2 separate regions of the Homo sapiens genome follow, and region 1 is linked to region 2. The links are chromatin loops, found by intact Hi-C in ENCODE. Cell type or tissue: prostate gland. All regions are shown on one strand. Links, peaks and the distances in the headings refer to the core of each region. The heading gives the core; the rest is flanking DNA.

What was found. A loop is a pair of places that touch in the nucleus more often than their neighbours do. Peaks named below come from ENCODE experiments on the same cell type or tissue, not always from the same donor. Only the 100,000 strongest peaks of a DNase experiment are listed, where the experiment ranks them.
Region 1: a loop joins it to region 2, with 7 times the contacts of the local background. A loop is called at or near these places in 36 of 110 quality-filtered maps.

What each region holds. Positions count from the first base shown.
Region 1 is chr9:109,571,984-109,576,906 of GRCh38, reverse strand. No RefSeq gene overlaps it. Among named protein-coding and RNA genes, the nearest start is that of MIR3927, 63 kb to the right of the region's middle. In prostate gland, for the core only: a CTCF peak has its summit at 2,429; a DNase peak (open chromatin) is centred at 2,426.
Region 2 is chr9:110,215,199-110,220,121 of GRCh38, reverse strand. No RefSeq gene overlaps it. Among named protein-coding and RNA genes, the nearest start is that of C9orf152, 9.5 kb to the right of the region's middle. In prostate gland, for the core only: a CTCF peak has its summit at 2,276 (motif pointing right); a DNase peak (open chromatin) is centred at 2,261; H3K27ac peaks cover 405 bases.

The DNA of each region.
Region 1 (4,923 bases), core at 1,116-3,615, 640 kb after region 2:
CAACGAGGGGCACTCACAGTTCTTTCATTTGTGAAAGTGCTTTCTCATGCCTTAGCTGTTTTGTGTTAGCTTCATGGCAGGACTACCAGGGAGGCAAATCGTATTTTATTATCCCAAATACACAGTTGAAAATCTAAAGGGCCACATCATGCTACAGGGTCACACAGTCAATGACAGAGAAGCAAGCAGAAGTCCCTTCACTGTTCTTAAAAAATTAGGCTGGGCATGGTGGCTCATGCCTCTAATTTCAGCACTTTGGGAGGCCGAGGAGGGTGGATCAGTTGAGGTCAGGAGTTCAAGATCAGCCTGGCCAACATGGTGAAACCCTATCTCTACTAAAAATACAAAAAAATAGCTGGGCGTGGTTGTGCATGCCTGTAATCCCAGCTACTAGGGAGGCTGAGGCCAGAGACTCGCTTGAACCCAGAAGATGAAGGTTGCAGTGACCCGAGATTGCACCACTGCACTCCAGCCTGGGCTGCAGAGTAAAACTCTGTCTCAAAAAAAAAAAATTAAAGGGCATCTTACTTTAAGAATTTGGTGATTTTCTCTTTAATTTATTATCAACGGGGTATGACAGGCTGGGCACAGTGGCTCACATCTGTAATCCCAGCCCTTTGGAAGGTTGAGGCAGGAGGATTGCTTGAGCCCAAGAGTTTGAGACCACCCTGGACAACACAGCAAGACCCCATCTCTACACAAATAAAAAAATTAACTGGGCATAGTGGCACACGCCTGTAGTCCCAGGTACTCGGGAAGCTGAGGCAGGAGGATACTTGAGCCTAGGAGTTTCAGGCTGCAGTGAGCTATGATCATGCCACTGAATACCAGTCTGGGTGACAGAGGAAGACCCTGTCTCAAACAAACAAAAAGAGTATGGTTAATCAATAACAAGTGTTGGCAAGGATATGGAGTAATTGGAACCCTCAGACATCACTGGTAGGAATGTAGAATGGTGCAGCCTTTGTGGAAGACAGTCTGGCAGTTCCTCAAAAAGCTAAACATAGGACCCAGCAATTCCACTATTAAATATATACTGAAGAGAACTAAAAACATATGCTTACAATAACTTGCATATGAACATTCGTAGCAGCTAAAAATGGAAACAACCCAAGTGTCCATCAACTGACGGAGAGACAAACAAAATGTGGTATATCTATACAATGGAATATTATTCAGACACAAAAAGGGGTGCAGCACTGATACATGCTACAACATGGATAAACTTTGAAAACACTGAACTCAGTGAAAGAAGCCAAACACAAAAAGGTCACATATTGTATTATTGCATTTATATGAAATGTCTGGAATGCGGAAATCTTTAAAAATAGAAAGTAGATCAATAATTGTTAAAGGCTTCAGGAGGGAGAATGGAGAGTTGCTGCTAATGAGTATGGGATTTCTTCTGGGGACTGTATTAGTCAGGTCTATCTAGAGAAACAGAACTAACAGAAGACAGATGATTGATTGATTGATAGAGATAGATAGGTAGATAGATAGATAGAGCAATTTATTATGTGAACTGGCTCATGCAATTATGGAGGCTGAGAAATCCCATAATATGCTGTCTGCAAGCTGGAGAACTGAGAAAGCCAGTGGTGTAATTATCCTAATTCTGAAGGCCTGAGAACCAGGAACTCAAACATCTAAGACCAGAAGATGGATATCCCAGCTCAAAAAGAGGGATGATAAAATATTCCGCAATTAGATAGCGGTGGTGGTTGCACAGCCTCGTAGTTATTCTGAAAATGTCGAAATTGCACATTATTGTTTGTGAATCATATCTCAATTTTTTAATGGTATGGCAAATCAATAATTCTGTATCACTCCTCTATATCCCAACAGAAAATTCCCTGGAAGCAACACAAAAGAGTGTAGACTTTGGGAAAAGATGGAGCATTTTTAAATTCTTCCCTTCCACTATGACCTCCAGAACCTGAGCATTTTATTTAACTTCTCTAAGCATCAGCTTTCTTACCTGTAAAATGAAGGCAAGATTACCTATCTTATAAAGTTGTTGTGAGGATTAAATGAAACCATCTAAGTAAAACAGCTAGTCCTCTACCACACATTTAATAGGTATGAATAAATGACTGCTCTTATCATTATGCTTTTATTATTACTATAATTATTTTCACATATTTCTGATCTTTCATATCTAATAACTTTAGTAATATTTTTATTTGACACTTCTAATCACAGAGGTATCAAATTTTCTTTTCTGTGAACATAATCTTGATGAATTCTTAGAAAATATGGCTTAAAGGAAAATCTATTTTTAGCACACTGAGACATCTACTGTGCCCCCTCCATGGAATAAATAATAATTAACAAAGCAGCTGCGGGGAAAAAAGCACATCCCATGAATTTATTCAATGCATTATGAATAGCAATAGAATTGTTTGCCCATTGCACCCCCTTGTGAGAGCTCAAGGTAACTACCTTTATTCAAGAGAGTAGGTGGTTTTGAGCCTTGCAATTCAAAGTTTGGTCCTTAGTTCAGCAGTATGGGCATCACATAAATGATTGTTAGAAACTTATTTACTTATTTTTCTCTCTTTAATTTTAGGTTATTTTAGGGTCAGGGGGTACATGTGCAGGTTTGTTACATTGGCAAATTGTGTGTTGCAGGGATTTGGTGTACAGATTATTGCATCACCCAGCTAATAAGCATGGTATCTGATAGGCAGTTTTTCATTCCTTACCCCCCTCCCACCTTCCATTCTCAAATAGGTCCCAGTGTCTATTGTTCCCTTCCTTGTGTCTACGTGTACTCAATGGTTAGCTCCCATTTATAATGAGAACATGTGGCATTTGGTTTTCTGTTCCTGTGTTAATTCACTTAGGGTAATGGCCTCCAGCTCCATCCATGTTGCTGCAAAGGACATGATCTCATTCTCTTTTATGGCTGCATCATATTCCATGGTGTATATGTACAACATTTTCTTTATTCAGTTCACCATTGATGGGCGTTTAGGTTGATTCCATGTCTTTGCTATTGTGAATATTGCTGCAATGCACATACATACGCATGTATGTGTCTTTATGATAGAATGATTTTTATTCCTTTGGGTATATACCCAGTAATGAGATTGCTGGGTCAAATAGTAGTTCTGTTTTAAGTACTTTCAGAAATATCCAAACTGCTTTCCACAGTGACTGAACTAATTTACACTCCCACCAGCAGTGTGTAAGCATTCCCTTTTCTCCACAACCTCTCCAGCATCTGTTACTTTTTGACTTTTTAATAAATAGCCATTCTGACTGCTGTGAGATGGTATCTCATGGTGGTTTTGACTTGCATTTCTCTGATGGTTAGTGATGTTGAGCATTTTATCATATGCTTGTTGGCCATGTGTATGTCTTCTTTTGAGAAGTGTCTGTTCACATCCTTTGCCCATTTTTTAATAGAGTTGTTTGCTTTTGCTTGTTAATTTGTTTAAGTTCCTCACAGATTTTGGACATTAGACCTTTGTTGGATGCATAATTTGCAAATATTTTCTCCCATTCTGTAGGTTGTCTGTTTACCCTGTTGATAGACTTTTGTTTGTGTTTGTGGTGCAGGAGCTCTTTAGTTCAGTTAGATCCCATTTGTCAATTTCTGGTTTTGTTGCGATTGCTTTTGGCATCTCCGTCATGAAATCTTTGCCAGGGCCTACGTCCAAAATGATATTTCTTAGGTTTTCTTCTAGGGTTTTTATGGTTTTGGGTTTTACATTTGTCTTTAATCCATCTTGAATTAATTTTTGTATATGTTGTAAGGAAGAGGTCAAGTTTCAACCTTCTGCATATGGTTGGCCAGTTATCCCAGCACCATTTATGAATAAGGATTCCTTTCCTTGTTGCTTGTTTTGTCAAGTTTGTTGAATATCAGATAGTTGTAGGTGTACAGTCTTATTTCTGGGTTCTGTATTCTGTTCCATTGGTCTATGTGTCTGTTTTTGTACCAATACCATGCTGTTTTGGTTACTGTAACCCTGTAGTAGAGTTCAAAGTTGGGTAGTGTGATGCCTCCAGCTTTGTTCTTTTTGCTTATTATTGCCTTGGCTATTTGGGCTCTTTTTTGGTTCCCTATGAATTTCAAAATAGTTTTTTCTAGTTTTGGGAAGAATCTCAATGGTAGTTTAATAGGAATAGCATTGAATCTATAACTTGCTTTGGGCAGTATGGCTATTTTAACAATATTGATTCTTCCTATCCATGAGCATGGAATGTTTTTCTATTTGTGTCATCTCTGATTTCTTTCAGCAGCATTTTGTAATTCTCATTGTAGAGACCTTTCACCTCCCTCATTAGGTATATTCCTAGGTACTTTGTTTTTGTGTATGACTATTGTGAATGCAATAGTCATGAATTGCATTCTTGATTTGGCTCTCAGTTTGGACATTGTAGGCATATAGAAATGCTACTGATTTTTATACATTGATTTTGTATCCTGAAACTTTGTTGAGGTTGTTTATCAGCTCTAGGAGCTTTTGAGAAGAGACTATGGGGTTTTCTAGGTATAAAATCATATAGTCTTCAAACAAAGATAGTTTTACTTCCTCTCTTCCTATTTGGATGCCTTCTTTTTGTTTTTGTTTGTCTGTTTTTGGGACAGGGTCTGACTCTGTCACCCAGGCTGGAGTGCAGTGGCATGATCTTACCTCACTGCAACCTCTGCATCCAGGGCTCAAGCCACCCTTGCACCTCAGCCTTCCAAAGTGCTGGGATTACAGACATGAGCCACCGTTCCTGGCCTAAGATGCCCTTTATTTCTGTCTCTTAGATCTGATTGCTCTGGCTAGGACTTTCAGTACCATATTAAATAGGAGTGGTTAGAATGGGCATCCTTGTCTTTCTCTGGCTCTCAAGAGGAATGCTCCCAGCTTTTGCCTGTTCAGTATGATGTTGGCTGTGGGTTTCTCATAGATGGCTCACTAT
Region 2 (4,923 bases), core at 982-3,481:
GCCTCTCAAAGTCCTGGGATTACAGGCATGAACCACTGTACCCTGCACCTCTGGCAAGTTTTAAAAGTACTGATGCCTGGGCTCCACCTGCTCCTGTGATTTGGATTCAATTGGTGTGGGATGAAGCCCCAGTGTAAGTAATTTTTTTAAGTTATCCAAGTGATTCTTAACGTGCGGTCTGGGTTGAGAGCACCCGAATTTAATTTAAGCGACTTTGGACAGCAGTCATCCGACCACAGCTTAAACAGAGAACAGTCCCCAAGAGTGTGGGGCCAAACTGCTGGGAAAGACTTTTCAATGATTAGATTCAGGGTGAGTTGATTAAAGGAATACTCGAAGATTATGCAGCAAAAGATCAAGTTGTACCTAGGTGTTCACTTATTTTAAAGCTTGTACAAAACATTATCTGACAACTTGACTAAAGTTGTTTAACCTAGTAATTTTTTTAAAGAGGGTTTTGTTATAATAAAATGTGGGGAGAACATCTCATGACTCCAATAAACTCAGGCTTCAATACCATGGGATATGAGGTATGGGGTAGTGGAATAAACATGAGCTTTGAGAACAGAACAAAGTAGGTATAAAACCTGTGCTGCCAGTTTTTAGCTGCAGGACCTGAGGTGGCTCACTGAAGCTTTCTGAGCCTGGAGTACTTCATCTGTAAGATGGGGATGATAATACCTGTTTTTTAGGAAGCTTGTGAGGATGAAATGGGATGGCGTATTTAAAGCATGTTTGTTGGTTAGACTCTTTGATGTCAGAGCCACCTGGGTTAATTTGGGTTTATGGTGAAGATGCTCAGGGAAGGTAACAGTCATGAGCCCTAGCTGGAATTCCTTGGGGCTACTGTACTGTCTTTGGGATGGGAGGCAGTCCTGGCCACCCCCACATCAGGCATCATTCATTCTGGTGTTCTATCATAATCATGGTTCATATACTTTCCATGTCTTTTCTTTGACTGTGGATGAAGGGTCTCTTCCCTGTTTTATTTTGGAAGTCCAATTAGCTGGACCTGCTACCCTCCTGTATAGGAGCCCTGCTTACTACAGCTTCCACCCCAGGCCACTTCACAGGCTTCTGGCTGACCCTAGATGGCTGCTCAGGGAGAGTGGTGAGGTCACATGGCACCGAGCTTGCATGGGGAGCCTTTGTGCTTCCCAGAAGGGGAGTCGATGGCAGGCAAATGTCTGGTCTGGCCTGTGGTTCTGTTCTGCGTGTTCCAGCCCTTAGGAGCTCACTAAATAGCAGCTGGGCCAGGCGCAGTGGCTCACATCTGTAGTCCCAGCACTTTTGGAGGCTGAGGCCAGAGGATTGCTTAGGGCCAGGAATTTGAGACCAGCATGGGAAACAGCTCAAGTGATCCACCTACCTAGGTCTCTCAAAGTGCTGGGATTATAGGCATGAGCCACCATGCCCAGGTGGCTGTTATAGTACATTGTGTTTTATCATTGGTAAAACTGTTTTTAAATTTTGTAATATCTTTTCTTAGGTATTTTAGATGAAATATTAAGTTTGGTTGTTCCATAGCATTCCTTCAATATCTTTTATATGATATCTATTGGGGAATAGAGAAGCCTCATCTCTATTAAAAAATAAAATTAGGCCTGGCATGTTGGCTCACGCCTGTAATCCCAGCACTTTGGGAGGCCAAGGCAGGTGGATCACGAGGTCAGGAGTTCAAGACCAGTCTGGTCAACATGGTGAAACCCCGTCTCTACTAAAAATACATAAATTAGCAGGGTGCAGTGGTGGGCGCCTGTAGTCCCAGCTACTCAGGAGGCTGAGGCAGAAGAATCACTTGAACCCAGGAAGTGGAGGTTGCAGTGAGCCGAGATCTTGCCACTACACTCTAGCCTGGGTGACAGAGCGAGACTCCGTCTCAAAAAAATTAAATTAAATTTAATTTAAATTAAAAAGAAAAAAAAAAGACCAGTTGTGGTGGCTCATGCCTGTAATCCCAGCACTTTGGAAGGCCAAGGTGGGCGGATCATTTGAGGCCAGGAGTTCGAGACGAGCCTGGCCAACATGGTGAAACCTGGTCTCTACTAGAAATACAAAAATTGGCCCGGCGTGGTGACACACACCTGTAATCCCAGCTACTCGGGAGGCTGAGACACAATAATCGCTTGAACCCGGGAGGTGGAGGCTGCAGTGAGCCAAGGTCGCACCACTGCGCTCCAGCCAGGGCAACAGAACGAAACTCTGTCCGTCTCAAACAAGGACAACAAAAAAGCAGCTGAAATGTCAAAAACCCTTTTTTTGTCTGGCTATGACTCAAAGTCCCCACTAGAGGGCAGGAAACTTACATTTAAGATGGATTTTATGTTCTAAAGGTTAATAAACTGGATAAATGATAATGATTATTGAAATCATAGTCATAGGTAACAATTGTCGCACACTTTCTAAGATCCAGGCACTCCTCTAAGCACTTTATATGCATTATAGTATTTAAGTTATTTACTGTATTCTCTTTACCTACTTCTTACCATAAATTGTAGCCATGCAATTATCAGTTAACTTGCTCTTCACTTCTGTCCCCACCACTGGACTGGAAGTTCCATGAGGATAGTGTCTGTTTTATTCACTATTCTATACTTAGTACTGTGTCTGGAATATTGTAGTGGCTGAATAAGTACTTGTTGAATGAATAAAAGAATCCTGACTTCAAAACCAAAAGATGGGGGCTGTTTTTTTTTATTTGTTTATTTTTTAGTTTCTGGGACAGGGTCTAACTCTGTCTCCCAGGCTGAAGGGCAGTGGCACAGTCATGGCTCACTGCAGCCTCAGCCTCCTGAGCTCAAGCGATCCTCCCAAGCAGCTGAGACTATAGGTGCACACCACCATGTCCGACTAATTTTTGTATTTTTTGTAGAGAGGGGTTTTGCCATGTTGCATAGGTTGCTCTTAAACTCCTGGGCTCAAGTGATCCACCTACCTCGGTCTCTCAAAGTGCTGGGATTATAGGCATGAGCCACCACGCCCAGGTGGCTGTTATAGTACATTGTGTTTTGTCATTGGTAAAACTGTTTTTAAATTTTGTAATATCTGTTCTTAGGTATTTTAGATGAATTATTAAATTTGATTGTCCCATAGTGTTCCTTCAATATCTTTTATAGGATATCTATTGGGGAAATCTCTGTTCTTTTGTAGAAAATTGACAGGCATTGTCAAACTAAAATAAATAAGGACCTCCTTATAGATTAAGAGCTAATTTATTATCTTGGTAATGGGTATTGTAATTATCCGGAGGAATTTGTGGATTTATATTCAACAAACGCTGACCTCATGCCAGACACTGTTCTAAAGACTGCATCCTTACAAAGTTTCTATTATTAGGTCCATTTTACGGATGAGGAAACTGAGGCACAGAGATAGTAAGGAACTTGCCCAATATATCACAAGTAGTAAATTGAACAGCTGGAATTCAAACTCAGGTATTCTGGCTGCGAACTCCAAATACATAATTGCTATGCTGCCTCTAAATTTCACTTAATGATTTTATACAATTATTACAAAAAGCAACAGCTTCATTGGTAATGATTCTGATAGGACACAGAAAAATAAATCTGGGAGAACTTCTGTGCATTTTTTCTAATTGACTTTCAATCCATTTGAAATAATAGGGATGGGAAAAGAATTACAAATAGGTCAGAAGCTGTTGTTTCCTGTCCAAATCTTGTTTCTAGCCAGGGAGTTATTTTGCCAGCACATGATGAAAAATTATAAACTGTAATCCCCTTTCTAAAAGACCAAACACACTAACCAACTAACACACAAAAGCCAGCCTGCTATAGGGCAGAGCTCTTGGAATATCAACAGAAAAGCCAAAACATACAATGCAAAAATCTTTCAGTATCATCAAAATGCAACACAATTTCAGCCAAGTAAGTTTTGCAATAAAAATAACATACAACAATCATATGACCCAGTAATTCCATTCCTGAGTATATACTCCAAAGAATAGAAAATAGGTATTTAAACAAAAACTTAGCATGAGTATTCATATCAGCACAATTCACAATAGCCAAAAGGTGGAAACAACTCAAATGTCTATCAGTGAATGAATAGATAAACAATAAAAGATATATCCACACAATGGAGTATTGTTCAATCATAAGAAAGAGTGAAGTGTTGATATATGCTACAACATAGAATGAACCTTGAAAACATGATGAGTGAAAGAAAACAGAACAAAAAGTCACACACTGTATGATTCCACTTATTTGAAATATCCAGAGTAGTCAAATGTTTAAAGGAAGAAAGCAGAGTGATTGCCAGTGGCTGGGAACAGAGGGAAGGGAGAATGACTTCTTTTTTTTTGAGTCTCACTCTTTCACCCAGTCTGGAGTGCAGTGTCTCCATCTCGGCTCACTGCAACCTCCGCCTCCCAGGTTCAAGAGATTCTTGTGCCTCAGTAATCCCAGTAGCTGGTATTACAGGCGTGCACCACCATACTCTGCTAATTTTTGTGTTTTCAGTAGAGACGGGGTGTCTCCATGTTACTCAGGCTGGTCTCGAACTCCTGACCTCAGGTGGTCCACCTGCCTCAGCCTCCCAAAATGCTGGGATTACAGGCATGAGCCACCGCTGAGAATGACTTCTTAATGGATATGAGGTTTCTCTTTGGGGTGATGAAAATGTTTTAGAAGTAGATAGAGGTGGTGATTGTACAACATTGTGAATGTACTAAATGCTGCTGAACTGTTTATGTTAAATGGTTAAAATGGTGAGTTTTCTATAGTGTGAGTTTTACCCCACATAAATAAAAAGCTCAACCTACAACCAATTTTAAAATAAAACTTACCTATGTTTTAAGACTATAAAATATTCCATTTTTATGTACAATGACAACCTACAAAGATTTCTGCATCCTTTTGGTTAAAATGTAACCAATCACCAAGTGCTATCATTTGTTTCTTTTGC